Regions from separate parts of the Mus musculus genome. Here all the other regions are linked to region 5. Evidence: chromatin loops called from intact Hi-C (ENCODE). Cell type or tissue: left cerebral cortex. All regions are shown on one strand. Region 1 holds the start of Zmiz1 (zinc finger, MIZ-type containing 1). Region 2 overlaps Zmiz1 (zinc finger, MIZ-type containing 1). Region 3 holds the start of Gm41110 (a long non-coding RNA gene). Region 4 has its middle 21 kb from the start of Gm41110. Region 5 holds the start of Gm31838 (a long non-coding RNA gene). Region 6 holds the start of Gm41113 (a long non-coding RNA gene). Region 7 has its middle 39 kb from the start of 4931403M11Rik.

The links. A loop is a pair of places that touch in the nucleus more often than their neighbours do. Peaks named below come from ENCODE experiments on the same cell type or tissue, not always from the same donor. Only the 100,000 strongest peaks of a DNase experiment are listed, where the experiment ranks them.
Region 1: it touches region 5 in a loop (2.7-fold over the local background); 12 of 42 quality-filtered maps call a loop at or near these places.
Region 2: a loop joins it to region 5, with 2.1 times the contacts of the local background. A loop is called at or near these places in 9 of 42 quality-filtered maps.
Region 3: a loop joins it to region 5, with 2.1 times the contacts of the local background. A loop is called at or near these places in 4 of 42 quality-filtered maps.
Region 4: it touches region 5 in a loop (2.5-fold over the local background); 3 of 42 quality-filtered maps call a loop at or near these places.
Region 6: a loop joins it to region 5, with 3 times the contacts of the local background. A loop is called at or near these places in 3 of 42 quality-filtered maps.
Region 7: it touches region 5 in a loop (11-fold over the local background); 2 of 42 quality-filtered maps call a loop at or near these places.

Annotation. Positions count from the first base shown.
Region 1 is chr14:25,455,522-25,459,521 of GRCm38, reverse strand. Zmiz1 (zinc finger, MIZ-type containing 1) reads right to left here and starts at 337. Exons shown (of 24, transcript NM_001310666.1): 1 at 1-337. In left cerebral cortex, CTCF peaks have their summits at 795 and 1,798 (motif pointing right); DNase peaks (open chromatin) are centred at 350, 1,190, 1,771, 2,609 and 1 more place; H3K4me3 peaks cover 2,891 bases; H3K27ac peaks cover 2,411 bases.
Region 2 is chr14:25,563,747-25,567,746 of GRCm38, reverse strand. The region is part of intron 3 of Zmiz1 (zinc finger, MIZ-type containing 1); the gene reads right to left. Among named protein-coding and RNA genes, the nearest start is that of 4931406H21Rik, 21 kb to the left of the region's middle. In left cerebral cortex, CTCF peaks have their summits at 309 (motif pointing right), 1,624 and 1,823 (motif pointing right); DNase peaks (open chromatin) are centred at 306, 1,836 and 2,274.
Region 3 is chr14:24,887,849-24,891,848 of GRCm38, reverse strand. It overlaps Gm41110 (a long non-coding RNA gene), which reads left to right and starts at 927. Exons shown (of 4, transcript XR_874421.2): 1 at 927-975. In left cerebral cortex, no CTCF peak of the experiment used is centred here; DNase peaks (open chromatin) are centred at 784 and 1,785.
Region 4 is chr14:24,909,486-24,913,485 of GRCm38, reverse strand. No RefSeq gene overlaps it. Among named protein-coding and RNA genes, the nearest start is that of Gm41110, 21 kb to the right of the region's middle. In left cerebral cortex, no CTCF peak of the experiment used is centred here; a DNase peak (open chromatin) is centred at 1,673; H3K27ac peaks cover 1,205 bases.
Region 5 is chr14:24,777,407-24,781,406 of GRCm38, reverse strand. It overlaps Gm31838 (a long non-coding RNA gene), which reads right to left and starts at 329. Exons shown (of 7, transcript XR_874416.2): 1 at 212-329. In left cerebral cortex, a CTCF peak has its summit at 2,217 (motif pointing left); DNase peaks (open chromatin) are centred at 2,045 and 2,846; H3K4me3 peaks cover 865 bases; H3K27ac peaks cover 2,354 bases.
Region 6 is chr14:25,376,332-25,380,331 of GRCm38, reverse strand. The region is part of intron 1 of Zmiz1os1 (a long non-coding RNA gene); the gene reads left to right. It overlaps Gm41113 (a long non-coding RNA gene), which reads right to left and starts at 1,055. Exons shown (of 2, transcript XR_874439.2): 1 at 862-1,055. In left cerebral cortex, a CTCF peak has its summit at 2,296; DNase peaks (open chromatin) are centred at 1,301, 1,830 and 2,232; H3K4me3 peaks cover 1,424 bases; H3K27ac peaks cover 2,163 bases.
Region 7 is chr14:24,576,724-24,580,723 of GRCm38, reverse strand. No RefSeq gene overlaps it. Among named protein-coding and RNA genes, the nearest start is that of 4931403M11Rik, 39 kb to the left of the region's middle. In left cerebral cortex, no CTCF peak of the experiment used is centred here; DNase peaks (open chromatin) are centred at 1,268 and 1,725; H3K27ac peaks cover 2,113 bases.

The DNA.
Region 1 (4,000 bases), 680 kb before region 5:
CGCGCCGCCGCCACCGCCGTGTAGGGCAGGCTGGAGCCGGGAGGAGCGCAGCGAGAGCGCGGAAATCCACTCGGCTCCGACTCCGGCTCCGGCTCCTCACCGGCCGGGGCTAGGGTCAGCGCGCTGCGCGGGCGCTGCTCGCTTGCTCTGCAGCCGGATCGCTGCTCGCCCGGCCGGCAGCTTGCTCTCCCGGGCGCCCGCCGCCGCCGCCGCTCGCTTTTTTAATGTCCACAGACAGTGAAAAGGAACTCGGCGTTAGGGGGTGAGTAAGTGAATCAACTCGCCCGGAGCCGAGCAAGTTGAAGTGTCAGATTACATTGGCTATTCTATTTCCAAAGGGCCCCGCGCCGCCGGCCTCCCGCAAAAGCCGGCACGGAGTCACGGCGGGAGCGGAGTGCCGCGCCTCCGGCGCGCAGCTCTGCTTGCCTTGGTTCGCTCTCCATCTGCGCGCTCGCTGCGCTCTCCTTTTCTCTTTTCCTTTCCTTTCCGCCTCTCTCCTTTCCCTTCTTTTCCTCCCTTTCTTCTCCGTTCCCAGGTCTCAGCTCTTTTCCGAACCCTGTTAGGCACCGCGCCACCCTCACCCTCCTCTGCTGCTCGTTCACTCTCGTCCCTCTTCTCGCCTCCCTTCGCTGCTCTTTAACGCCCCCCTCTCCGCATCCCATAAGTTTGGAGCGGAGAGACTGATGTGCCTAGGAAGGGATCACATTGGTAGGAGCAAAATTACTTCCAGAAGGCGTACCCCGCTTCCTACTGGTCCCCTGCAGGAGTGCACTGAGACCTCAGGTGCTGTCAGCTATCTGAATTGGGGTGACTGGATTGCTAATGAGACACTGTGTGCGAAACTTCCATGTAGATTTTGGGATTATTCCTAAAACAGGGTGAGAGAGGGTGAGAGGACCCTAACCTTCACTACCACCGGTGACGCAGGGGAGACTAAAGTGCGCCTCCATTGACATCTTGAGAAAGAGCGAGAGGTGCAGCGAGAACCATAAATACCCACTACTACTTGAAGTTAAGAGCAAGGACGCCTTAGTGCCTGGTAGGGAGCGCCTGGGGCGCTGAGAGCCGAGCGCTCCCGCTTTGCAGAGGTGGAAATAACCCAACCAAGCCCACAGCCCAGGGCTGGGCTCCACTCCTACAGTGGCGAAGAGCACTCACGAAGCAGTTAGGTGCGCTCACTTGCGGAGGTTCCCCTCACAGACCGGCCCCCAAGTGTATCCAAGTGCGCACTCCCTTTGGCTCTTGTCCATTACCACTCACACAGAAACTCCTACACAAACGGCAAACGGGTTTGCGCCTACCTTACAGCATGGCACGCATACTTCTCATAGCACGCATGACCCCCTCCACACACTTGTACACACACTTTCCATCCCAGTTATGCCCGTGCACCTGGAGTCATACAATTGAACACACAAATATAGTGTACACCACCCCCGGTACGTTTAAAAACAAAACAAAACACGAGGCATTCCCCCGTGCACTACCTCTCACATTCGCGTACACATACCACACATGTTCCCCTTACTCTTCCACATCCCTTCCTCAACCCCACCCGCCTCTCGATTAGAGGTAATGTAGTCCTAAAGACAACAAGCGTCTAGGCTGGACCCGCGCGCGCGCGCGCGCGCGCACGCGCTCCCCTTCAGGACAGGCGGGGGAGGCTTGGGTCTGAGCCCGCTAGGGACTCCAGGTGTGGCGATAACTCCGTGCTCCGCGTTTTGCAGGCAGCCACGGTGTCGGAGGCGAGGCGAGGAAGGGAGCTGGAATAACAAAGGCAAGTTGGGAAGAGCGCAAGGGGGCGCAGCCCTGGCCGGGCCGCGGGGGGAGCCCTGCACTGCCGGGTCGTCGGAGGCTGCTTGGCCGCCAGCCGGGGGAACCGGAGGTGGGGAGGAAAAGTGGGGGGAGAGGGGCGGAGCCGCCGCGTGACGTCAGAGAACAATGACACCGCTGGGGGCGGGTTTGGGCAGGCAGCCCGGGCGGGGGTCTTTCTCAGGGCCTGGGGCGGGCGGATGAAGTCTTGGCCTCGCCAAGGCGGCAGTTTGATTGACGAGGTCCGCAGGGGAGCGCAGACGTGCCACGCAGACTCGTGAGTCCTGAGCCTCCTGGGTGGTGATCAGAGCGCACCGCAGGCCGACAGGGGAGCCGGCCGGACAGCTCCCCCCATCACAGACCCCCAGTTTAGAATATCCTTCAGAGGGCTGGCTGATCTGACCTCGGCTTGAACTCCTTCAGGGCCAGAGAGATCACTCCTTCCATCACCAAGACAAGAAGGCAAAATGCGTTTGCTCGCTTTGAATCCATTCTCAAAGCTGTGACTGTCTGGCAGCTGAGAACTCAGCCTGGAATTCCTGAGGGTAGACTGCAGCTCAGGTCCACAGGGACATTGGGCAAGGGTATCTGGGTGCGGGGGGGGGGGGGGGAAGCTACCTTTCTGGAGGCAAATTCTGACTCCTGCTGCTTTCGGGTGCAAGTGGGGGTGGGGTGGGGGCGGTGCTCATTTCTGGCCTCAGTCCTCGGACCTGTCACAAGAGATGAACTGTTAGCAACTTGCTCCACCACCCACCCACAGGTGGCAGCTGAGTATCCCCGGGGAAAGTGGGTGGCATGAAATCACTTCCAGACCTCTAGGGACACTGGAATGGCCTGGTCCCAGTACATTTACAACAACAAGAAGAATACCTCCCCCGACTCCACCCCAGCTTGTGGATGGCCCGGGTTGGGCAGGGCAGTCTGAGAAATCCTGGAAAGCTGGACTTGAAAGATGAGAAATCAGTTTGCTGAAGAAGCCACAGGCATCCTGCTCTCAGGCACAGCATCAGCACACCCAGGAGGCCACCACCGTCCTCAGCACCAAAGCCCCTGTCAGCCTTAAGATGCAAGAATAGACCCAAACAACAGCAGGGCCAGCTCCCGTTCCCTTGATGACCACCAAGTCAGGGCACTCAGCTCTGTGGGTCTTTCTCCAAATTTGTAAGTAACCTGAGCTAGTCACCTCTAAGAAGTGGAGAAAATGGTGACCTATGGTGAACATTCATGTTCAAAAGCTCCTGCCCAGAAGAAGGCCTGTCCCATCCCCTTTCTTTAAAAAATTACATCTCGTTTATTTATTTATTTGAGGGGAGGGACACACATGAAGATCAGAGGACAACTTTGAGGAATCATTTCTCTTTTTCCACCAATGTAGGTCCTAGGGATTGAACTTGGATCCTCAGTCTTGATAGGGTGTACCAATGGTGAGCCATCTTGCTGGTACCCAACCCCTTATTTCTAGCCTACATGTACACCTGGAAATCCAGAAGTAGCTGCAGAGGCTGGAGGAGTCTAGCAGGACAGAGCCCATGTTGCTTTCAGCCTTCCCCGCCCACCAAGCATGACAGCTTGAGGGCAGTAAATCTAAGAACTCACACCCAGGCCTCTTCTGAGGGCCCACACCTGAAGCACTGGGATTCCCAGGCCCTCCTTATCTCTGTTTCTCTGCTCAAGGGGTTACTGGGCCAGCTGGCCCCCTCTGGAGTCCTAGAAGGGATGGTTTATTTAGTGCCTACTGTGTGCTGAGTGAGGACATCATGACATTCACTTACTGCCTGCAGTTAGGGACACTACTGTCCCCTCCAGAGGAAAGTGAACTGTCAATCTTGTCCACATGCTGCTCAGACTCTCATTAACGAGGCATCTTGTTAGCCAGCCACTCTGCATTCTTATCCAGAAATTCTGTGTAGCCCTGGGCAAGTTGTTCTCCCTTTCTGAGCCCTCTGTAAACTAAAGGCTAAGTCTCATAACACTGATCAAGCCTTGGTGTTTGTCTACTCCCTGAGTTCCCAGTCTCAGCTTCAGCAGCAGTAGGGCCTGGGTGGAAACAGAGATGGAAAGTCCACTCTGTCAAGTCGACTCAGGTTCCTGTATTCCCCCTGGCTCAGAAGGCAGCTTCCGAACCCACCAGACTGGGGGTTGTGGAATGCAGGCTCTGCTTACACCCACCTTTCCAGCAGGCTTAAGT
Region 2 (4,000 bases), 790 kb before region 5:
TTCTGGCTCCTCAGGTATCTGGTGTGCATGTGAGATATATATATATATATTCAGCCAAACACACATACATATACGGTGTGTGTGTGTGTGTGTGTGTGTGTGTGTGTGGCTGACTTCTAAAGCTGGCTAGGACAAGGGTAGTGAGCCAAAGAAGCCCAGAAAGTCAAATCCAGGTCATCCGAGTGACTGGCTGGGGACCCAGAAAGGAAGCACAAAGAAACCCCAGGCCTGAAATACCAGCACCCAGCTCAGAGCCTGTAACCAACCAGGAAAAGACCTCCATGGGCATACCAGCCAGCAGGGGGCACTCTAGACAAACCACAGCATCCTGAGGGCCAGATGCTGACTCCAGACTCTCAAGTCCTCTGAACACCTCTACCTTCTCCATCATTTTAAAAGCTCGAAGGTGTCCTGCACTCTAAAATACAGGAGGGCCTTGTGCAGTCGTCCCTGGCTTCAAAGCTTCAGTTTCTCCATGGATAGGAGACAAGAGTCACTGGTGGCTCCACCAAGTTCTGCCTCCAAGGAGGATCTTCCAGGAAGGCCATGCCATTTAGGACCAGGAACTCAGAGAGGTCTTGACACATGCTTGCACATATCGATATCTTCGGTAGCCTAAGGATGCTCTGCCCACCCACGGAAGCTTCTAGCAAGTATGAGGAGCTTGCACATCCCTGGTCAGCAACCTTTCAGCCCCAAGGCTGCTTTTCCCTTATGAACGCTGTCAAGACCCCAGGCCTCACTTCAGGAGGCAAATAGCAAAGAGACAGACAGTACCACTCTAGATCAGGCTAACCTCCACAGGGTCTCTGGATTCAAAGGTCTTCAGGATACCTGTGGGCAAAGTTGTTCCCAACTTGACAGTCCATTTGATTTTGTTTTGGGGAACCCAAAACCCATAATGATTTTGTCCTAGATGACATGGTCTATATCTGTCCAGGTCTGGGCTCCATCTTATGGAATCAAGGTGTGACCTGGCTGGGCTTCCAACACTTGTGAGACTCATAGGACATCAGAGAGGTAACTGTCAGGAGACATTACAGACAACAGGAACAACAGAGGGAGTCCCTGCCCTCCTCCCCAAATACAATCTCATTGTAGTTCAGACTGGTTTCAAATTCATGGGGAATCCTCCTGCCTCAGTGCTGGTATTACAGTTATCTAGCTATTATATATTTTCATTTATAAAATAAAAGCTGAAGAAAGAGGCCCACACAGCACACTCCTTTACATTTATTTTTTCCAGATGGGGTCTTTGTATGTAGCCCAGGCTGGCCTTGAATCCATGAAGCTCTTGTTTGAGCTTCTTGAAACATTATACTTAGTTGAGGTGTCACTTTGAAACTGCTTGTATCAATAGTAGAGAATGGGGGCCAATAACACAGGAATGAACAGAGATGGCAGGCCTGAATTCCACACTGCAAGGTGCAAGGACTTGAAAGCTAAGGGTCTAGGGCCTGAGGAGAGGTTAGCACCAGGCAGGAAAAGGGGGTGGGGCATGGAAGGGACAGCCTGGCTTCTGTACACACTGTTTTCACTGGCTGCCCAGTTCCGAGGCAAAGCCTTTGAGAGATGAAGTGCAAGGCTGCCAGCGGGGCTAAGCTAGAAACCTCTGCCTTTCTAGCCATTAGCATGCTGCTCTTTCCATGTCCCCCCAAGACCGGTGGCCACAGTCTCCTGCGTACTCCTATCTCAAGCCATGGCTGGGTCCCAAATGAAGCCCTTGTTCCATCCCATTGGTCCAAAGCCAGTGGTTTGCAAGGCCACCCAGAACCCCATCACAGCACCCTGTTGTCAGGAAGCGGCAAGCCGTTGGCGGCCAGCAGAGGTCGCCCCACTGCCACAGAAGCACCACTCAGCTGTGTTTGCCTCCAGGTGCCTTTAGACAAAACCATCAGTGGAAGCAGCTCTAGCACCCAGGCAGGACCTGGCTCTCTACCAACCAAGAACCTGGTACCAACCTGGTAGCCTTTTCCAGTCTGCTGCCCTCTGATTAAGTGTGGACTCAATCAGGAAACTTTTCTGTGGTCCTGCCATCCCTGTCCTTGTGTCTTTCTAGTTAGCCTGGGGGGGTCTACAGTGGGTGGGTACCTGCTCTGCTACCCTCCCACTGTGTGAACAGGGCAAGAAGCTGGGCCTCAGTTTGTATATCTGTAAAATGAAGGCCTGGGCTAGCCATCCTCTGGCAGCCTGCCAAACGCCAGAATCCAAGGGCTCCAGCTGCCTGGAAACTCCACCTCAGTAGGAGCAGCACATTCAACTTTAAAATCCAAAGGTTCTGCCCAAGCGGTGGAGCCCGTAGCCTGGAAAACTCCCGGAAAGCCTCTTCCACCACTCCACCAACCCCCTGCCAGATGGCCCAACGCCCCAGGCACTGCCTCTCTTGAAGCTATGCCTGACCAGAGACCATTACATGTATGGAAGTTTTTAGCTGGTGACATGGTAGTCAGGCTGAGTCTTCCCGATTTCCAGGGGTGGTCGTGCTGGGAGAAGTTTCTGTTGACAGTATCATCTCCTGGCAACGCTCAGGTCAAGCTGGCCCCGTGCACTTAAAGCCTCCTGGAGAATGAACTGCAGAGAGCTGAAGGGGGACTAAGAAGCCAACCTCTTCAGCTACACCAGTGGAAAACAGTGGACAGAAGCCTCAAACAGGCGAGAACTCATCTGGCTGTCTTACATATAGGGTCTTTCCCTGGACACAGGGGTAGAGAATTTTTACTGTACAGTGGGCACTCGGAGCACCCCAGTGTGGGAAGAGCACCTCACAACCATCTTACAAATACTGTGTTTTCTTTTCCCACTTCTCAGGCCTAGCGAGTAAACCCGAGCGTCTCCAGGTAAAGGTGTTTTCACACGGCACACACATCTACGTACCCCTCTGCACTCTCCATAGCTGGTATGTGCACACATGGGCTGTTGGCCCAGATGCACTGGAGCACACACATCTCCTGACAGCTTGCACAGGCAAGTAGCACATCTCTGGGGAGCTGTGTGAGCAACGGTGTGCAGAAATGATTCAATCACCATGCACATCTGCAGCGCGAGTTGGGGGAGGGGGGAGGGGGACTGGCAGCAGGGCTGGGAGACTCTGCCCATAGCTTGACTGGAGGCTGTGTTTTGAAACAGGACCAGGGGGACAACCTTGCTCTGGCAAGAAAGAAAAAAAACAAAGAAAGAAAGAAAGAAAGAAAGAAAGAAAGAAAGAAAGAGGAAAGGAAAGGAAAGGAAAGGAAAGGAAGAAAAAAGAAAGAGGGAGGGAGGAAGGGAAGGAAGAAGGGAGGGAATGAGGGGTGGGGAGGGGGAAGGAGGGAAAGAGAGAGAGGAAACATAGAAGCCAGACTTTAGGGTACCACCCCAATCTATTCCTCCAGCAGTGTGGTGGTTTGAATATGCTTGGCCCAGGGAGTGGCACTACTTGGAGGTGTGGACTTGTTGGAAGAAGTGAGTCATTGTGGGTATGGGCATTAAGGCCCTCATCCTAGCTGCCTGGAAGCCAGTCTTTTCCTAGTGGCCTTCAGATGAAGATGTAGAACTCTGAGCTCCTCCTGTACCATGCCTGCCTGGAGGCTTCCATGCTTCCATCTTGAAGATAATGGACTGACCCTCTGATCCTGATGCCAGGCCCAATTAAATGTTGTCATTTATAAGAGTTGACTTGGTCATGGTGCCTGTTCACAGCAGTAAAACCCTAAGACAAGCAGCTTTAGAATTTTAGGGGGACAGAGGTCATGGAGCTTGGTCCTCTCCTAGCCTGTCCCCCTCCTCCCACTGCTCTTAGCCCACATCCCAAGCCCCTCACTTGGGTGGCTCGCTGCCTCCTAGTCTGAGGTCTGAACATATTGCTACAGCTGTGACTTGGCCTGCCCTTGGGTCAGACTGCCTGCCCTTTCACCGCTAAAGGTCCAGCAAAGTGTAGTTGGCAAGTGACACTACTCACTCACTCTACTCCAGTCCCCTCAGTGTCACTGTCACACACCTGTCTCCCCTTCAGCCAGGATGG
Region 3 (4,000 bases), 110 kb before region 5:
TTCTTGTTCCTAACCATGCTCTTTCCTCTACCCTGCTATCCCAATCTCCACTCCATTTAACCCTTTCTGTTCCATCATTTCTCTTTCAATCTATTTTGTTTATATAAGAATATTGCCAACACTAAACAAGGACATACTCATCCTCAATATATCGAGTTTACTAAATTAGGCAACTCTACCAAGGCACAAAGGAAGTAGGCACCAGATCTGGAGCCCTGCTCCAGCCTATCTGTGTACTAGTTCTCACCTTCCCCAGAAACCCCATAGGGGATGGGGTCACTACAGCATGCTCAAAGGAACTGCCCTCATCCTCTCCAGCTGTCAGCTTTGAAACTGGAGACGTAAGTTGGTATCAATCAACGCAAATGACTCTTATCCATCTTAATATCCTTGCTAGGCCTTATAAATTCTAGCATGCCATAAATGCCAATAAAGTTTGTGGACTGGATGGATGGACAGACAGATGCATGCATGCATGAATTTATGGATGCATGGATGGGTGAATTTATAGATGTATAGATTGAGCTTTGTCCCTGTCTGGCTCCTGGGAACAGAAGTTGCTGAACCCTGGAGGTTGACCCATGCATGGAATTCTCCCACTAGGAGATGGATCCAGCCCTCTATTCTTGGCCCCATCCTGAAGTCCTCAGCACTGAGACACACAGACATGAGTTTTCTTAAATCAATTCTTGATTAAGGATGAGGTAACCAGCTTCATGTTCTATGTTCTCCAGTGTCCCACCCACAATGCCTTTCTGGCTTGCTGTCATTCCTTTGCAGAGTCCATGGAGCCACTGAAACAGAAAGAAGTGGGAGAGGAACAGCTGGGAGCTACCCTGGAGTGTGTGGAGAGTGACAGGCAGATGGCCATCTGTGTGCCTTGGCCTCTCTAGACCTGTCAGGAAAGGATCTACGAAGCCATAGCCAGACAAGAGTAAGATCCAGCCAAGCACCCTGGCTGACTCCACGCTGCAGGTCAGCCTCTGTGCAGATGTATGCAGGTGCACGTGTGAGTGCTGGCACCCACATACTACTCTGCCTAGCTACTGGGCAGGTCTTGCTGTCCATGACCCATGAAGTCACAGAAAATTGGGCAGAGATACTGACATGAGAACCCACAACTGAGGCTGAGTGACAGCAGGGAATAGCCAGGGCTCAGGAGGGAAAAGTGTCTTTTCTTCCAGCCCCTGACCCAGACCTAGTCACAGCATCTATGACTGTGGCTCAAGACACCTGCAAAGATGAAACACATAGAGCCACGCAGATGGTTCCCCAAGGTAGGATGGTCACTTAGGATTTTTCAGTTTTACCATGGTGTGAAAGTCGCATGCCCTGGGGGAACAGAGGCAGACTGTGAAATGAGATCCAGGCTGGTGATATTTGGGGAGTGACAGTCCATTAGCCAATTACATGATCACAGTGGAAAATGACCTGCACTGCATGGAACTGGGCTGCCAGCGTTTGGTGGGGGGTAAGGTATCCAATACGTGACATGAGTGGTCCGGCGCTTTATTACAAGGGCCTTGTGTGGGTTGATTCTGCCCAGCTGTGGGTGAGTGTGAACACTCTGAGCATATTGGAGGCAGGCTTGCTGTGCAGTGGTGCTCTGTAGAGTAGCTGTGTCACATGTGTTCTTGCTTGGTATTTTCAGTGGTATACACTGAGTCTGTGGAGACCCTACCCTTACTCTGACTCAAACAGCATATATATGGGTTAGAAAATAACATCCCTTGTAGGCTAAAAAGAGCTAGCTAGACTTCATAGTCTCTGTCTGTCCATCCAACCCCCACCCCAATGCTTCCAGGATTTAAAAAATGAAATGATTCTCTGCCAAGCTAGCTATATACAGTACAGGCCTAGTTTTTGTACAGACAGCCAGGAATGAAAGAGTTCAGATGTTGGACAAAGTACAGGCTCTTGTCTTATAGGCCTGTCACCTCATGTTCTGCCTACTGTGTCAGAAGAAGACTGGATGTCCCCACTGTGCCAGGCTGGGATTTTAGTGTAGGGCGGCCACTTTTCAGATGGGCTGGAAGATGCACACAATGGATTTCCTGGAGATACTGCCTCAGTCTCCTGTCTCGTCCATGGGCCCTGGCTGGCCTGATCTTGGAACCCAGCATCCTACCTTTGGGATAGCATGGGTACTAAGCTGAGGAATCAGGAACAAGGCTTTTGCCCAGGTTGCTTCTTGCTTTTTCGGATGCTCATTCTGTTCTGCAGCGTCCACCAAACCCTTTCCTTCTATAGGCACAATTTCCTTAGCTGTAGGGCAGGGCAGAGGAATTTCAGACTTGTGTGGGTCTTAGAGAAGCAGACGCTGTTTCTCTGTTTCTCTCTGTGTCTGTCTGTCTGTCTGTCTCTGTCTGTCTCTGTTTCTCTCTCTCTCTCTCTCTCTCTCTCTCTCTCTCTCTGTGTGTGTGTGTGTGTGTGTGTGTGTGTGTGTGTATGTAGAAGACAGGGGGCAACATAGCTTCTCTTGTTTCCACTTTCCTCACTCACCCCTGCCTGCACCCTGGTCCTTGCTGTTTAGAAGCAGTTCCTGCCACCAATGACTACCTACTATGTGCCCTAGGCTCCAGGTTTCAACCAATTGGGTCACTGCTGTCTCGCTGGAGGAAGGCTAGAGGAAGCACCTAGAGCCACTGCTGTTACACTTTCAGCAACAAAATACATACTGAGAGTATCAAAGTGTGACTCCTAGGATGGAAGGTCATGGTTAGGAATGAATCAGGGAGTGAAGAGGGCAGCTCATCCCTTGAGAAGAATAGCAGCTGATACAAGGAAGTTCCAAAGTTGCCACCGTGAGGGCAAGGTGATGAGTATTGCAGACATGGTGTTCTGTAAGCTTAAGACTAGAGGGTAAAAGTTAGTGGTGAAATGGGAGATCTGGATGACTTCAGGGTATCTCTCCTAACAGATTTGTTACTGTAAATGGCTTTTAGAAAACAAGACACCACTGTGGTAATCTTTAAAAACAAACAAACAAACAAACAAACAAACAAAAACTAGCAGATGCCATCTTCACCCTGGGGTCAGGTTAGCATCCAAAGTCTGAAAACACGAGGCACCTTAAGAGACCACATTATCTCTGCAGGTGCAGAGTTGGTCCTAAATAATGGGTAAAAATAAGGTTCTAGACTTTTAATCTTAGTCTCTCTGTGCCCCTGGTATAAATGAAGGTACTTGCTGCTTTTCTTTGGTCAAGCACATAGGACAACTCCACTCACTCTATAAGGATTGATCTGTGCCTTTATCTATTCTCTTCATCTGCCCCTCAGTATCCTGAAGTGCTGGGCTTGGTTCTCAAAGACAAATGACTAAAGGCCCATACAAAGGCACGGAGGAGTGGGAAGGGCATTCAGCCCACGAAAGGATGGAATCCCAACAGGATAGCAAGGATCATAGAGGGGCTGTGAAATAATAACCATCCCAAGACAGGGAAGAGCCCAGGGGAAGAACTGACCCATATTAACCAGCACCTGCTTTGCAGGCAGGGACCTCCCTGCTCAGGGGCGGTTGCTGTAAGGTTTACTTAGAAGAGATGGAAAAGGGATGGGAAAGAAAACACAGGGGGAAGGAAAAGAGGAAAAAGGATATCTTCAAATGACTTCTAACTAAAAAATCCCCAAAGTCCGAAATTTTTAGTATAAATTGGTATGTTCTATGATGCTTCTGATATCAAAATTTAGGCAAAGTTTTCTGATTCTGGGAAGCACAACTTTAAAAAGTGACTGAGCAGGTTGAAAGCCAGCAAGGAGCCAGCCTTGCCAAGGTTAGACCAGATGTGAATTGATACTGACATTAGCAGGATGCTCCTTGGGAATCTCGGGAGTGCTGAGAGCTATTGGTGAGAGTCTGTGAGCTATCAGAATCCCTATCCTTATGATCAAAACCAATCAATGCTTCACCCTGGTCAATAAGTGGCACTTCTCGAAATAAGGTTGATTGAAGCCATGTGGGGGAGTACAGGGATCCGTTTTGTATAGTTAATAGCTGG
Region 4 (4,000 bases), 130 kb before region 5:
AGAAATTGGGGTACCCATGGAGAAGTGAGGTCAGCCCCTCACTGTCCATCTGGAGGTCAGCTGTATTTCAGGAACCCAATCCACCCTATAGTGGCAGAAAGAAGCCCAGAAGTATCCATTTCACCTCCAGGACTAGGGCTGAGAGATGCTCTATTGAGAATAGAGCCCAAGCTGTGGGTGGGATGGAGTAAGCAGTCAGTAGGTCCCTGTTGTAGTAGAGAGAGGGTGCAGGCTTCCCCAGAGCCAAGAAGAAGGGACAAAAAGTCAACTGGTAGAGCCCTGGGCTGTGTGAGACAGGAGGAGACCATAAGAACACAGTACCCCTCAAATCATGGTAGCTTAGGCACAGACCTCAACACCTTTGTAGAAAGCACTCCTCCTCCTCCACAGCATCCTCTCTTGACTGCCCTGGGAAACCAGAGGGGAAAGACAGATGTTCATTTATCCCTTTGGCTGCTGTAATGAGATCCCACAAAGATTAGCTTCAAACAACACATATACACAGTCCCACCACTGTGGAGGATACAGGTCCTAGCAGGGTTGCTGATGAGGCTATGCTTACTGTAGCTCTAGGGAGAATCCTTCCTGGCTGCTGGTGCCTGGTGTTCTAGGGGCTCTTCAGTTGGGAGATGCAGTACTCCATCATGCCCCATTTCCATGTCTCCTCTCTAAGCGTCTCTATGTTTTCCCTCCTTGTTGTCCTGTGTCCACACTTCCTCTTCATACAAGGAGTCAGTTAGACTGACTCAGTGTCCCATTTAGAGTCAACATTTTAACTGACTCAACTCTATAAGACCTCAACTTCTAGACACATCTAAAAACCTGGGGGTGTCAATGCACTTAGTTAGGGGAGACATAACTAAATTTATAACTACATAGTAAGAAAGAGAAACATACAGTGTCACCTGTCACCTGTCACCAGGCCACCCATGTGGTCGGGAAAGTAGCTCTGAAGCAAATGTGGACAGAGCTTGTGCCTGGTCTACACTGATGGCTCACGTATTGAGAAGGGGATTATTTCTACTCTTGAAAATGACTGAGAGGTTCCAGAATGTACCTCAATGTCCTTGAGGGGTGGCTTCCTAGCCAGGCATATGTGTAAGCATTCAAGGGCAGCAGAGAAAGCTGTATCTTATTCTCACCTCCAATATGCCATTATATACCCAAGATGTATCTGGGGGCCAGGCCTGGGGCAATCAGTGTGACATAGAGTAAATAAAACCAAGCAGGGGAAAATGAACTCAGGAGGTAATGACCTGGTAGCCTGTGAGAGGAGGAGGGGTCTGGTGGACCCTCCCTCGGGATGGGAGATTCTGTCCAGCAGCAAGATTAGGGCAGAGCCTGTATGAAAAGATGCTCAGGGGTCTGACTCAGACCAGTTCTGGGCACATCTTTTTCTTGACCCTCCAGGGAAGTCTGCATCCCACAGAAGGACTTTACTACTCTCTCCCCCTACACACACACACACACACACACACACACACACACACACACACACACACACACTGGACAGCGGATGTAGATTTTACGTGTGTCTGCAGAAGGCTAAAACTGTCTTCAACCAGAGCCACAGTGATCAGATGCTGTCTCAGACAGGGATGCAAGCATTTCCTTAGTTGGAAGAACTTGGGCAGACTGTGCCAGAAGTGGCTTATAAATAGACCGCTACCTCCTCCCTCCTTCTCTTCGCCCAGGCTCCTGGTCCCAAGTCTTTCTCTCCCATTTGGCACAGTCCCAGGTGGGTTTTAATTAACAGTCCTGCCTTCTCTGCTGCGCACATCCAGGTTTGCCCAGGCCTGGAAAACACTTCTCTCTCTTTCTCCTCTGGCTTTGGGGCTGAGCGGAAGCTTTTTGGAATCTTTAGACAATCTTAGAAATAGAATGACATCTCTCTCCTGTGGCACCTCTTGCCTGACAGGAAGGAATGTGTGGAAGAATGCTACCTACCCTCTGTGAAGGGGTGGCCTTCAGCCTTGGGTTTGGCAAAGAGGCCTTTACTCTGTTGGGCATCAGCCTTCATTAGAATACAGTGGGTTCCCCAAAGTAATGGAGAGGTCTGTAAACAGTGCCCTGTGCCCGCCATTGCCATCTCTAGCCCCCACAAACAGATTGTGTCTCTATCTAGCCACCTAATGCATCACTGTTCCCCTTTCAATTTAGTGAAGCAGCCTCAGCCGAATTGGACATGTGCCATTCTCACCCATTACCAGTAAGGGTGACCACTGTGTCAGTCAGTTCTCTGCTGTTAGAACAGTTCCCGAGACAAAACAACATATAAAGAGAAAAGGTTTCTCTTAGCTCATGCTTTAGATGTCTTACTTTGGGCCTGTGGAAGTCTGTTGTGGTGGGAACATATAAAGGAACAAAACCACTTGAATCGTGGGTAAGAGAGAAAGGAAAAGAGAGGGGTTTCTTATTCTCTCCAACTCCAAAAATAACCCCTAATGACATAAAGGTCCCTTACTAGGGGGACCTCCAAAAAGGTGCCACCTCCTCCTAGTTAGCTCTATGCTGAGGACTAACCCTTCAATTCATTGGCCTTGGAGAAAATTATAGATCAAAACTGTAGCACCCACCTGCACTACTGAACCTTTCCCACCTCTATGCCTCATTCCCTTTATAATCTGAACACAGGCATCTCTGCCAGAAGCATCTCTTGTGCCCATCCCTGTGTCCCATCCCTGTGCCTTCATCTGCTCATTCTTCTCAGGGTACCTTTTTCAACCAGAACAAGAGCCTCATTTCCCAAGGGGAAGCTGCTGGCGAACAAATGATATTTGTTGTGCTGCCAAGGGAAGGGGCAGCTTGGGATAAATTAAGTTAGAGGGCCTTGGATGCCACAACCCCCAGGACAGCAGTGAGACATAGCAGTAGACTTAATGCTCTCAAGATGCTTGCTCGGCCTCATCTGACTCAGTGGTTCCCAGGCTTTATCCCCAAAACATCTACTAAGGGCCTCCACCCATGGTGTGTGTGGAGCCTTGTGGACCTACTTTCAGAAGAACCACATAGTATTTAGGGTTCATTGATTCCTCCCATGGTGGGTCCGTGGGTGGCCATGGCAGTGGGGAGCCATGCTTTATGTCTGGATGGCCATTTCCCAACACTCAAGTTCTCTGTGTCTAAGGAGTAGGTAATTTTTGGCAAACAGGGTAATTCTTGTTCATCAGTGAAGTGGACAATCTTGGGAGGTGGCTGAGGTCAAAGGAAGTCATGCAATCTCTGCCTTTTAGGCCCCCTTCGGTCTGCCTGCCCGCCTGCCCAAGGTACCTTTGTGATCTGATATCAGAGGTGCTTCATTGCTCTGTGCCTCGTTTCCTTGCTTTCAAAAGACCCATTACCATGCAAGGGCAGCATGAGGTCTACCTGATACTGCAGTGGGGTTGGGGGAGGCAAACATCAAACCTGGCACACAGGGAAGTCTAGATGAGGCTTTCTGAAGGCTGTAGGTAGCTGACTGAAGGCTGTAGGTAGCTGACTTCCTTTGGATGCTTGCAGGGTAGTATTGAGTCTTGGCTATTTTTATTGGAGTCTGGTTTAAATTATTAACAGATTTGACAACACTAGGGTTGATCTAGGGACTCTGAGACAAGGTTCCAGTCTCTCAAGGGAGAGCTCTCTGTGTACCCAAGCTTCTGGAGTGACAGAGGAGCTCAGTAAGAGGACATCCTACTACTCTGTGAGGACATAGCCCCAAACAGACCCAGATGGCTCCAGGATCTGCCTTCGTCCACACAGCACTCTCTGACCCATGGGGCATTGCCACCTCACTGTATTGGGTCCTTGATCCCAAGGGCCTGAGGGTCTGCAAGACCACAATGGGGGGATGGAGCTACAAGATGCAAAAAAGTCGGTATTTCTTTCTGGTGGTAGAATTCCAGATGCCCACACCTACTAAGAAACAGAGAGGACAGGTGACCTCTGCCTGATACAGGATGTGGAGGGCACATGGAGCAAGACCCAGCACCCCAGATCCCATGTCCTCCTGTGCCTGGGGACA
Region 5 (4,000 bases):
GCCCAGGCCTAACCTTTTGGGCACTCACATCTTATCCACTTGACTTTGGATGTTGTGAAAATCAGTGAACTCTCAGACTTCCTTCGAAAGAAGGATGTGTTGGCTAGGATCAAGTGGTCCATTGAGCAGCATCAGCTCTCAGGCAGCAAGAACCCTTGAGGACACAGGGATGTGACAGGACTGGTGAGTGCTGTGGAGAGACAATACCCACCTGGCTTCCCATGTGAACATTCTGTGGAGGTTTTCAACATTAACCTTTCTTTGTGAACCAGTGCTCCTCAGCAAGATGGAGGCCAGGGAGAGTCACATCAGCGGGGCGCTCTCTGCTGTATGAAAACCAAACAGTACGTCATTTTCTTAGACATAAAGAGTGCTTCCTAGGCCCTTCCCCATCTCCCACACAGGAGCTGACCAGTAGAGGTACTGTCCTCATCTACATAAAAGGAGTGTGGACCCTACGTCCTTCTGCCTTCCCAACTCATTGCTTTCTTGGTTTGGGCTGAGGTCATTTGTGTTTGAGACAGGTCTCAACACATAGTACAGGCTGGCTTCAAACGCTTTTTCTGCCCCAGCCTCCCAACTACCAAGATTACAAGTTTTGCAGCAGTGCCCAGTTGTACTTCACAACTAGGTGGTCACCTCAATTCATCCCCAGCCTCTACCACTCTAGAGTAGAAGCCATTATGGTAGTGCACCTCAGAGTCATCGGCAGGACCCTATGACATCACGTGAAGACGGTACTCTGGATGACACAGGGCTTCCCTGGCTTACAGTCCCCTTAACCCCGTGCAATGGGGAACGTCTCCTTACTGTGGTCTTCAGAGCTGGGGCTTGTGAGGAGAACCAAGCACCTTACTTTCACTGCCAGCTTCAAGGGTCTGGGGCTCTGACTGCTGGCTAGAGGCTAAGAACTCTCCTGGAAGCCCAGCCACTCACAGGACTGACAGAGCAAGTGTCCACAGGGGAGGAGATGTGGATTATCGGAACAGGGAGGTGAGCAGCTGAAGAGGCCAGAGGAACCTCAAACCCAGCTACAACCCACACTGGCCAGCTGGGAAGGTGCCTCACAGTGGCAGGGCTTCTGATCTTGTAAGAGAGAAGCTGAACATCTGGCCAAGTTTTAAAATGGACTTCCTCCTCCTCCTCCCCACTGCTCCTCCCTGCCCCCTTCTTTCCTGATGTGTGTGTGTGTGTGTGTGTGTGTTTGTGTGAGTGTGAACTGTATTTCTCAATCTCTTCTCAGTGAACCCAAAGCTCCCCTATTTCTCTAGACTAGCCTGCCAGTGAACCCCGTAGATTCTTCTCCCGTTCTAGGAATTACAAGCCCATGGGGAGACTCAAACTCGAGCCTTCCTGCTTGAGTAACTAGCATTTCATCCACTGAGCCGTCCTCTCAGCCTCTTAAATGCAGTTTTTTAAGTGCATCTAATTTAGCAGGAGTATGAACATGGGGAGGGGTAGTTTGGCTTAGAGAGTGGTTAGGATCTGAATTACATTGTTGTCATTGTCCTCAAACTTTGACAAGGACAATCCCCTGCTGTGTTGAGTGTGTAGGTACATGCCCAAAGAGCACCTATTTTGAGCAAGGCTATGAGAGTCTCCAAACGCAGAGATAGATTGTCCCCAAGTTTGTCAGCCAGAACCATTCCTCCCATGTGCGTGAGCACAAAAACAGAAAAGACACTCAGGTATCTAATGTATGACATTTATTGTAACCAAGGGGCCCTACACCCGTGTGTTGGTACCTAGACATGTGAACTCCTGTGCCCACTGGGCTGTGCCCTCCGTAAGATGTGCAGCATAGGGCAAGGCTGCTTCCTGAGATATCCCTGAGGGGTGGCACTGTCCACAAGGGCGCACGGTAGTGGCTGCTGCAGCGAGGAAGAGAAGGCGCCTGCGCGTTAAGGAGTCGAGAGACACAAGGCACCCGCAGGGAGGGCCTAGCGAGCTGGAAAAAACGCTGGTATCTGTCCTGCTTCCAGGTCCCGGTTGTCCGCCCCGTCCCCAGCCCCGCAAGAGGAACAGTGGGGAGGAAGTGGGAGGGAACAGAGAAAAGCTGGCAGTGTGGCAGCTGCACCCTGGGCGCTGTGGGAGGGAGGAGGGCGGCGCGCAGCCGCGGCCATTAGTCACCAGATGTCACCTTCTGCTGCCAAGGCGGCGGCTGGCTCAGACAATGGCCGCGCGGTGGAGGGGCGGGCCCGGCCAACCCCAAAGCCTCGCCTCTGCTGACACCTACTGCCCTAGGCCCACACTCAGGCTGCCCAACCTCGGAGCTCTTTACTGGGGCCGTTTCCTTGCCTGGCCCCAGCACCACCTGCTCCACATCCCCTCCCGTTTATCTGCAGAGCCGGCTCACTTTTCAGTGCTAGCGGCACCTCCCGCGTTTCCTGCTTGCCTCCTTGGCCCTCCTCCAATTTCAGAACCTGTCTCTCAATGTACAGGACTGTCTTGACTACAGAATGGGTGGTGTATGGTGGGGCAGGGACTCCCATTTTACCGCCCTGTGGAAAGTGCCTGGTACCTAGAGCGCTGATCTCCAACGCTGTAAGATAGTTTATCTCTGCAGTGGTACACTTAACCCCATTCAGAAAGAAAAAAAAAAAAAATCCTTCCCTCACTCCAGAAATCCAACCATGGAATTGCTGCATTTTCTCTTCACTGGGCACAGATCCTTCCTCCATCACCACCCAAAAATTAAAAAATTAAATAAAAGGGAGTCACCCTTTTATGATGGCTAACGCAGAGCGAGACCTTTCATGTTCATTTAAAATATGCCCAGGCCCACTGGAGTGCGATGAAGAGACCACTAGCTTGTGGGATGAAGAAGTTGTCTTCTATATGAATTGAGAGGACCAGGAAGGAAACACGTTAAGCTCTGTCAACCAAGCATGCATCTGAGCTCCAGCTTTGGATTTTTGTTTTTATAAACCTTTCCAAATGCAAACAGTCTTAGCCCAGGGACCATACAAAAGCAAGCTCCAGACAGGCTCTCCGTTCCCACGTATGCATCGCTCAAGTGGTCATACTTGCAGCATCCAGGGAAGAAGCTTGGCATGTCTGCAGGCTAGGGTCAGGGACAGACAGTCAGACTCACCCAGGTTGGAGTCTCAGTTTGTCCCTGGGCAGCTCGTGACCTTGACCAAGCCTGGGGGTAGGGGTGGGGGTGGAAAAAGCTTTGGAATATTCTTGAAGATCTGCTAGAAGTGCATGGGTTTCTACCATTTATCCCTTACTGCACTGCCCCAGGGCTATATGCAAGTTCAAGTACACACTCTGAACCTCAAGCCAGAGTAGAAGAGAAGACTGAGTTATAGCCACAGAAAAGGAAGTCACCTGTGCCAGATAGATCGGAAGTAGAATCCCAGCCTTGCCCTAGCCTGGCTGTGTGACCTTTCAGTAAAATAACACATCGCTCTCTCGCCTCTGCTGCTCCCATCCCGGCATGCTCAGGGTGGCTGGTTGGTCTTGACCAGAAAGGCACATAACCCCACACCTGAAACATGACAAACCAAAGGGGATGGTGTCACTGCAGCTGTTGTAAGCTCTCTGTATAGATATTCAGATGACCTTAGGTCCTAAGGCCCTCTGACTCTCATCTATACCCAGGGCAGATGAGAGATGGTGGCCATGTAATCAGGGAGTACTGCCTGGAGGAGGAACTAGTATGACCTTATCCCTTCATGGAGCCACTGGTCTCCTGGGGTCGGGGAAACAGTTGAAGGGGGAGGAAAGATAGCTTTGGATCTATGTTGTCCCTTGGGAACGAGAACCCACAGTGACAGGGACAGAGGAGCTTCCCTCTTTCTGCACCAACCAAGATTAGACCAGGTGACTGCTTGTAGATTTAAACATCCTTGCTGAAAATACAATACCCTTTATTACGAAGGTCATTCTTGCATGATAGCAAATTCAGATGAGTCCAAAGGAGACAAGTGACATGATACCCCATCCCCCATGCTTCCAAGCACACCCAGCAAAGTCGGACGTGGTTCTAGGAAGT
Region 6 (4,000 bases), 600 kb before region 5:
GAGTGGTACTGGGAAAGTGGAGTGCCTTATAGAAATGTGACAGGTGACACTGGGCTTGAGGGGAACCCCCATCCTGTGGAACTAATAGTATCATGGTCCAGAAACCCATCCAGGATGTTAAAGAGGCATGGGATTAATTGGGAGGCCCACAGGACAGAGGGTGTGTCCTCAGAGGAAGCAGGGATCTAGAAGGGTCAGTGGGAGATAAGGAAGGGAGGATCGGTCAGGTCTAGAGGGACGAAGAACAATGAGGAGGTGACCAGAGGAAGGCACAGGAGTGGCAAGCGTGGCCAGGTCCCAGGAGCAGTTACCCACATGCACAAAGGTAGGAGGAATGGTCAACAGGGGAAACCTGCTCATTCATCCACCCATCCACCCATTCATCTATCCATCCCCCATCCATCCATCCATCCATCCATCCATCCATCCATCCATCCATCCATCCATCCTTCCGTCTGTCCATCCATCCACTCACCCACCCACCCACTCATCCATCCATCCATCCATCCATCTACCCACCCACCCACTCATCCATCCATCCACCCACCCACTCATCCACCTATCCATCCATCCATCCATCCATCCATCCATCCATCCATCCATCCACTCATCCACCCATCCATCCATCCATCCATCCATGGCTCAAGGAATCTCCATGCCACAAACGTGGTTTTTGTGTGTGTAGGATCCATTCGTTCATTCCTGAACGAATCAGCATCCTTCCCTCATGAAGCTTGCATTCTTGATGGCATGTAAGGGGTGGGGGGCAGGAAAACAAAATGCCAAGCATGATAAGAAGGGCACTCGATGGGTGATGAGGCTGGGGCAAAAATAAAAGGCAGAGGAGGTGAAAGATCTCACCTGGATGGAGCCCCTCAGGTAGTTGTCGCCGTCCTCATGTCCTGAGGTCTCAGTCTAGGGCTTAGAAGTGTTGGTGACCTGCTGGGCTGCCTCCCCGACCCCGTGGACTGTTTGACTCTAGGCCCAACTTCCTTATGTATATATGGGATATAAAAGAACCTGTCTTATAGAGGCTCAGCACCTAGCAGGCGCTGTGCTCTGCACCATCTTAGCATCATCTTTATCCAAGGACAATTAGGAAAGGGTCGGGAGAAGACCTTGGGACCAGTAGCCCCCACCTCTGTCTGCCCAAGCCTCTTCTCTGCTGACCCAGCTGTGGAGGAAGGAGCTAGGTCCCCCACGGTGCCGTGCAGGCCCATGCCTCTGCTGGAGGCATGTGACATATTGTGGCCTGATGTGGTCTGTTTTTCCCCTCCTGGTGCAAGACATGACTCAGAGGGCCGTGCTGGGGGAATGCTTCCTCTGGCATGCCCACCTCATCGCCCCTGCTTTCTTTTGAATCGTTGAATCAGACTTTATATCTGGCTCTGCCATTCACTGGCCTTATTTATGCAGAAAAAAAACGGCCCCACAGTTCCAACTTGCTCAACAGCCCGAAAGACTTAGCTTTGGCCCCGAGGAGGGAAGGAGGGTGGGTGGGTTCCCAAACGAGGGGAAAAAGAAAGAAAAAGAAAGAGCCATCAACAATCAAAACAATGTCCTCCGCCCTGTCTAATCTGGGTAGCTTTCAGGGTTGGGGTAACGCGTTTCCACAGTGGATCCCCCCCTTCACCCCCTCCCAGGCTGTTTTCACAGGAAGCGAATCCTGGGGCGTTTTCAACGTGCCCCTCCAGGCAGAACAATGAGGCCCTTGAAGCCTGGGATCCTCGCTTCCTCCTGTTATCCCGGAGCAGGCGAGGGAGTCTGCGCGCGGAGGGGACCCCGGGACCTACGCAGGGCCAGCGGTGGGGGAGGGCCTGGCCTGCAGGGTGTCGCCGAGCCGCCCCGGGGAAGCCCGGCAGCCAAATCACAGGTTGGGATCCGCCGGTGATGCCGAGGTACCCGGTCTTTAACCGGTTCCCCGATGATGGGCGGGAAGGGGAGGAGGAGACGAAGATCCAATTACGGCTGCTCCGGCCGGGTCGCCCGGAGGTGGCGGCGGGATAGGGGACAGAGAGCCTCGGGCAGGCGGGCCTGGGATGCCTGGGCCGCTGCTCCCGCCGGGCCTCAGCTGCCTCATTGTTTATTGTGGAGCCGGCCTCTCCCCTTCCCGTCCTCTCCCGCCCGCCCGCCCGCCAGCTCCTGTCCTCCCTCCTTCTAGAAGAAAGAAGAGCCAGTCTGTGGAGGCGAATGAGTCATGAATAAACAAACAGCGTAGGGGGGAGCTGTCACTCCGAACTGACTTCCTGGCTGCGCTAGGCTAGGCGACCTCCTGGTGGGGCCCAGAAGTCAGCCAGGCTGCGGCTGCGCAGAGCGCATCGCACAACCCGGATTTGTCTCCCTTCCACCCCAATCCCGGGTGGGGTGCCCAGGACCTTGATTCTCAGGCTTGTTCTTAGCCACAGTCATCACAAACATTTTTGCCTTAGTGTGAGTGGGACATGGTGTCCTTGTCTGGTGGAGAAAGCCAGGTTGTAAACGCTCTGCCCTGACATTTGACAAAAGCGGTGCAATCAGTCAACTCCGGGTTGGGTTTATGCTGCTAGTATAGTGTAGAACTCCTGCTCAGAGGGCGGGGCGGGGGGTGGGGGCGGGTGAGAGCGAGAGAGTGGGGGGAGGCATGGAGGGAGGGTTGGTTCATGCACACAGTGCAGAGGGATACAGGGATGTGTGTTACGAATACTGGAACATAAGGAAGTGCACATATGGAAACAGAAGTGCATTTGTGTGGGGGTCTGGTGTGTGTGTGTGTGTGTGTGTGTGTGTGTGTGTGTGTGTGTGTACTGGATGACCATTTCTTAACTCCGAATCCATTTGCTTATCATGTCTCTACTTTGTCTTTCCCCTTTTTCCTTATGTGTTCCTGTGGGTCATTTGGGGCTATCTCTCCCCATTTAGTGAGACCTCAGGGCCCCAGCAGACTGCTAGGACCTGGCTAGGCTGACTTCAGTGTCCAGCCAGTTGTGGTCCCATGCAGGCTGGTGGTGCTGATTGGTCCCTGAGGGCTCTGATAGGGCCTTGTGGGTCAGCCCCGCTGTGGCCTGTGGCTGTGAGAATGGAATCTCACTTTCTACCTGTGGGAGCCCTCCCCTCCCCCCATGACCCCGGGGAGGGCAGGACCTTGGCCAGTCCAGCTCTTCTGGGAGCTGTGACCACATGAGGTCACCAGCAGGAAGGGGCAGGACTAAGTCTTTTTCCCCCAAATCTCTGGCAACCACCCATGCTTACCTGGGTCATGGTACTATGGCTGGGCCCGGAGGAAGAAGGATGTGAACACTGAGACTGAGACAAGGAAAGAGGACTCAAGATTCTTGGCTGGGTCCAGAACCTTCAACCTTGGGCCCTGCTCTCTCTCTCTCCAGGGTGACCCCAGCTCCCAAAACTCCCTAGCTTGGGCTTAGAGCTTCCATGTAGAGAGAGACTCTAAAACTGAAGCCAAGTGTGGGCTAGCTTCCTTCTTCTGAGATCTCTACCTATCACAGAGTCATCACTAGTTCCTTCTTGCAGGGGTCAACACTCTGATATTGGTTGGTAGCCTTCACCGTGTCCTGGACAAAGAAGGTGGTGGCAGGGGAATCCAGGCCTTACCCCAGGGACTCTCCCATCCAGTAGTTGATAGACAATTTGGAAGACTAGGAGCTACACAGGTTGGGGTGCAGGTAGATTCACAGCCTGACTCTTTTATCTGCCAACTCTGTGACCTACAACAAATCATTTGACCTATCTGAATCTGCCTTTAAAATACACACGATTCTCTCCTCCATAGGTGGGCTGCAGGAGAGAGAGTGCCTGTAGCCAACAACCTAAGTTTGGCTCAGGGCGTGGTTTTACTCTCTACTCCCGTCTTGATCTGGGCTGTGATCATCAAGGGTCTAGAATTTTCCATCTTGTTTATCTTCTGGCCCAGAGAGAGGCCAGGACCTGTAGACTATCTCTGGTAATTGAGGATTCAGAAGCAGTCCACACTGTAGGTAGGGGCTTTGTGGGAACGTTGGCACTA
Region 7 (4,000 bases), 200 kb after region 5:
CAAGGTATAGGACAGGCTTTCTGCACATAGTGACAGGCTTTTCAGGACATCCTGAGTGATAGTTGACTTTCTCTCTGATGTATCTGCTGCTATAATAGCTTGTCAAGATATTGTATTAATATTAATTAACATTAATATATATTAATATAATATACAAATAATAAGGAAATAGTTCCTGACCAGGTATGGCAGCACATGCCTTTAATCCCAGAATCTGGAGTCAGAGGCAGGTAGATCTCTATAAATTTAAGGTAGCCTACATAGTGAGTCCAGTACAGCCATTGCTATACAGAGAGACTCTGTTTCAAACAAATAGAGAGAGAGAGAGAGAGAGAGAGAGAGAGAGAAGGAGGGAAGGAGGGAAGGAGGGAGGGGAAGGAAGAGAGGGAGAGAGGGGGGAGGGAGGGAGAGGAGGAAGAAAGGAGGGAAAGAAGGAAAGAAAAGAAAAATGCATATTTTCTAGGTTTGGGGGACTAGGTTTATTTGGCATACATATGTATATGTTGTATACATGTGTGTGAACATGCATGGGTGGATATGTGTCCATATGTGTGTGTAAGATTAGAGGGCAGATGCTAAACGTTCTGTATGCCACTCTCTGCCATAGTCTCTTGAGACAGGGTTTCTCACTGAGCCTAGAGTTCACCAACTTTTTTAGTTAGGCTGTCTGGGCAGTAAACTTCAGGATTCCTACTGCTTCCATGCCCCTCAGCACCAGAAATAGAGATGTGCATGGCCATGCCCAGCTTTTATGAGGGTGCTTGGATCCAAACCGAGGTCCTCATGCCTGTGCAGCTAGTGTCTTACCCACTGAGCCATCGCTTCTGCCCCAGTGACAGAATAGATGATAAATCCCATGGCTTGGGCCCTGGGATGAGGGAGTTGGACCTTATTCAACATGAAGAATCTCCAGGGTCTGGGAGCAGGCACAGAATGCTGATGCTGGAGTCAGGGAGTTGGCTGTTTCTGTGAGCAGCTAACAGTTTCCCTTGCAGAACTTGCTTCCTTTCACCAGGATTCCAGCTGTGTTTGCAAGCAGGCGTCAGTAGGGCCTCCTACCCCTCAGCTTCTCACACCCAATAGGCCCTCTCACAGTTCCCGGCCAGCAGGGAGGCTGCTTAAGGGTTATTCAGGTGCAAACAAAGCATCGGGCTTTCTCCAGCAGACACAGTGCTGGTAGGAATGGGCCACACACAGCTCAGTCTGATGCCTTCCTGCTGTGTACCTGAGCAAGCCTGGCCCCGCCATGGTGTGTAGTGATTACCCAGAACGGATCTAGTTTGGAGTAGGAAGCACAGTTTGGATGATTCCGTTTGCTGGATGGAACAGATCCACCTCTGTCCACCCTGGGGCTCGCTGACAATCTAGAAGCCGAGCCTCCCCAGCTATCCCCTTTGATGATGCTGTTCGAACTACTCTATAAATACATATTTCCTGAATAAAATAAGGATTTTTGTCTCCCTTGCAGGAAACTGTACTCTTCTTGCTTCAAAATAGCTGGAACTTGAGAGCCATATTGTTTAACAAGCTGATGGAAACCCAAAGGGAAATGAATCCTGAGATATGCAAAATACATGACATCTTCCCACGAAGAAACAAAACAAAACAAGAAGCCACAGCAGCCCACATGAGCCTCACAGGCCTGCTCTCCAGAGCACAGAAGCCTCCTCGCCCTTGGCAGCCAGGCCAGGAACACCCCCTATCCTCACCATCTGGCATTTTTGTCTGCAAAGCACAGGCTTGCTATCCTGGGCGGCCTGCCACCCTGACGACAGAGCCCTGACAACAGAGCCCAGGCACAGGAGACAGCAGCACGCTGCACCCTCCCTGCTGCAGTCCCAGACACACACATGCACACACATGAGCACACACAGGTGCACATATACACGTGTACAGGACAGAACGAAACTTTAGAGCCCCCACCTACTCTCTGGTCTTGCCAAAGTGGGTGCAGGCCAGGCCTGCCCGGCATCTCAGCTCTTCCTAACACCATCTTTTCCACTCACCAGCCAAGGAGGGCAGATGTCAGGGGGAAGTGAGGGAGGGAGGAAACAGCTTAGGGCTGCCAGCAGGACTGGAGGGAGGAAGCAGAGCCCTAGAGAGTGCATCAGGCAGGTGGCAGAGGGGGACTCATTTGCTGGGCCATCTGTTGGGAGCAAAGAGAAGACCCCTAACTCCACAGCCCAGGCCCTCCCCTGCACAGACACTCTCTCACACACACATGCGGCACCAAACACAGATGCTGATGCCAACACAAGGACCTAGGAATATGGCCAAACACATACACAAGTATCCACACATAAACATCCACACCTGTATATACCAGTATACACATACACACACATAGCACCCTTCCCATGCAGATGCTGCCATCAACATGTAAAACCACATATGCACATATGCACACACATGCACTCACACATATTCGTGACCATGTGAACACACACACACAAATGCCCATAACTACACCAATGAAGTCATCTATACTCATGTATATGTGTAATGCTACTGGTGTACAGACACATGCACACACATACACACTTTCTCACATGTATGCATATCCATTCATACATCATATAAGTGCCTATACAGGAATACTGAAATCCCTAGTCACATAGGTTAATACCTCATTGCCCACTGATACCAATGGGCCTGGTTCCATCTTTTCTTCCATGCCGCTGAGATCCTCAGTACTTTAGGTAAAGCAATACACTGACTGCATAAAACCTACATCGCTCCATATCCTCCTGGAGTCTCCACATCACCTCTGGACGACTGATTGCAGCAGTGTGTGAACAATGGTCATGCTGCATCATATAAGGGATCATGACACAGAGGGAAGTGAGTGTGTGGTGGGTACGGGTGCAATTTCATTTCAACTCTATTCAGTCCAAGGATGACTCTACCCATGCATGCAGAACTCGCAGACCTGGAAGAATGACTCTTGTCTCACTCATGTCCTAACCAACCCACACAAGCTCATGTCTTCCCTGCCTGGTCTCTGTCACCCCCCACACTCTGCTGCCTGTCCCACAGATGTCTCTGGCCCAGATGTTCCCAGTCTGTGACCACACCCTGGAATCTCTCTAGTACCCTTCATTAATACTAACACCAGAATCCTGCTCCAGAGTTTCTGACTCACCTAGTTGAGGTAGAAGTTTGGAAGAATTGGGAATCTCTTAAGTTGTACAACTGGCCTAGCAATTTGTCCCCATTCCAAGGTCCATAACCTAATGGGACTTAAAACTGCTTAAGCCTAGAGTGGGAGAGATGGCTTGGCAATTCAGAGCACTTGCTGCTCTTGCAGAGGACCAGACAGAGGTTCTCAGAGTCCACATGGGGCTCACTATGTATGATTCCAGTTTTAGGACATCTGAGGTCTCCTCAGGCAATGTATACATGTTATATACTTATACACATGCAGGCAAAACATTCAAACACATCAAGTAAAAATCAGAAAAATCTGTTTTAAAAATTACTTAAAATAGGCAAGATATGTACTCACTAATAAGTGGATATTAGCCATAAAGTACAGAATACCCACACTACAATCCACAGACCCAAAGAAGCTAAATAACAAGGAGGACCCAAGAGGGAACACTTGAATCTCATTCAAAAGGGGGAATAAAGTAGTCATAGGAAGCAGATAGAGGGAGGGGACTGGGTGAGGGATGGGATAGGGAAGAAAACATGGCAGGGATTAGGAGAGAAGGCCAGGAGAGTGAATGGAAGACGTCAGCTGGCAGAGGGGACATCTCTAGGATGTTCCAGAGATCTAGGATGGGGGAGGGCCCAAGAAGTCTATGAGGGTAACGCTAGCTGAGACTCCTAGCAATGGGAGACATGAAGCCTGAAGTGGCCACCTCCTATAGCCAGGCAGGCGGGACTCCCAGTGGAGGGATAAGAACACCAACCCACCCACAAAACCTTTAATCCAAAACATGTTCCACCTACAAGAAGTGCAGGGACAAAGATGGGTCAGAGACTGGTGGAATAACTA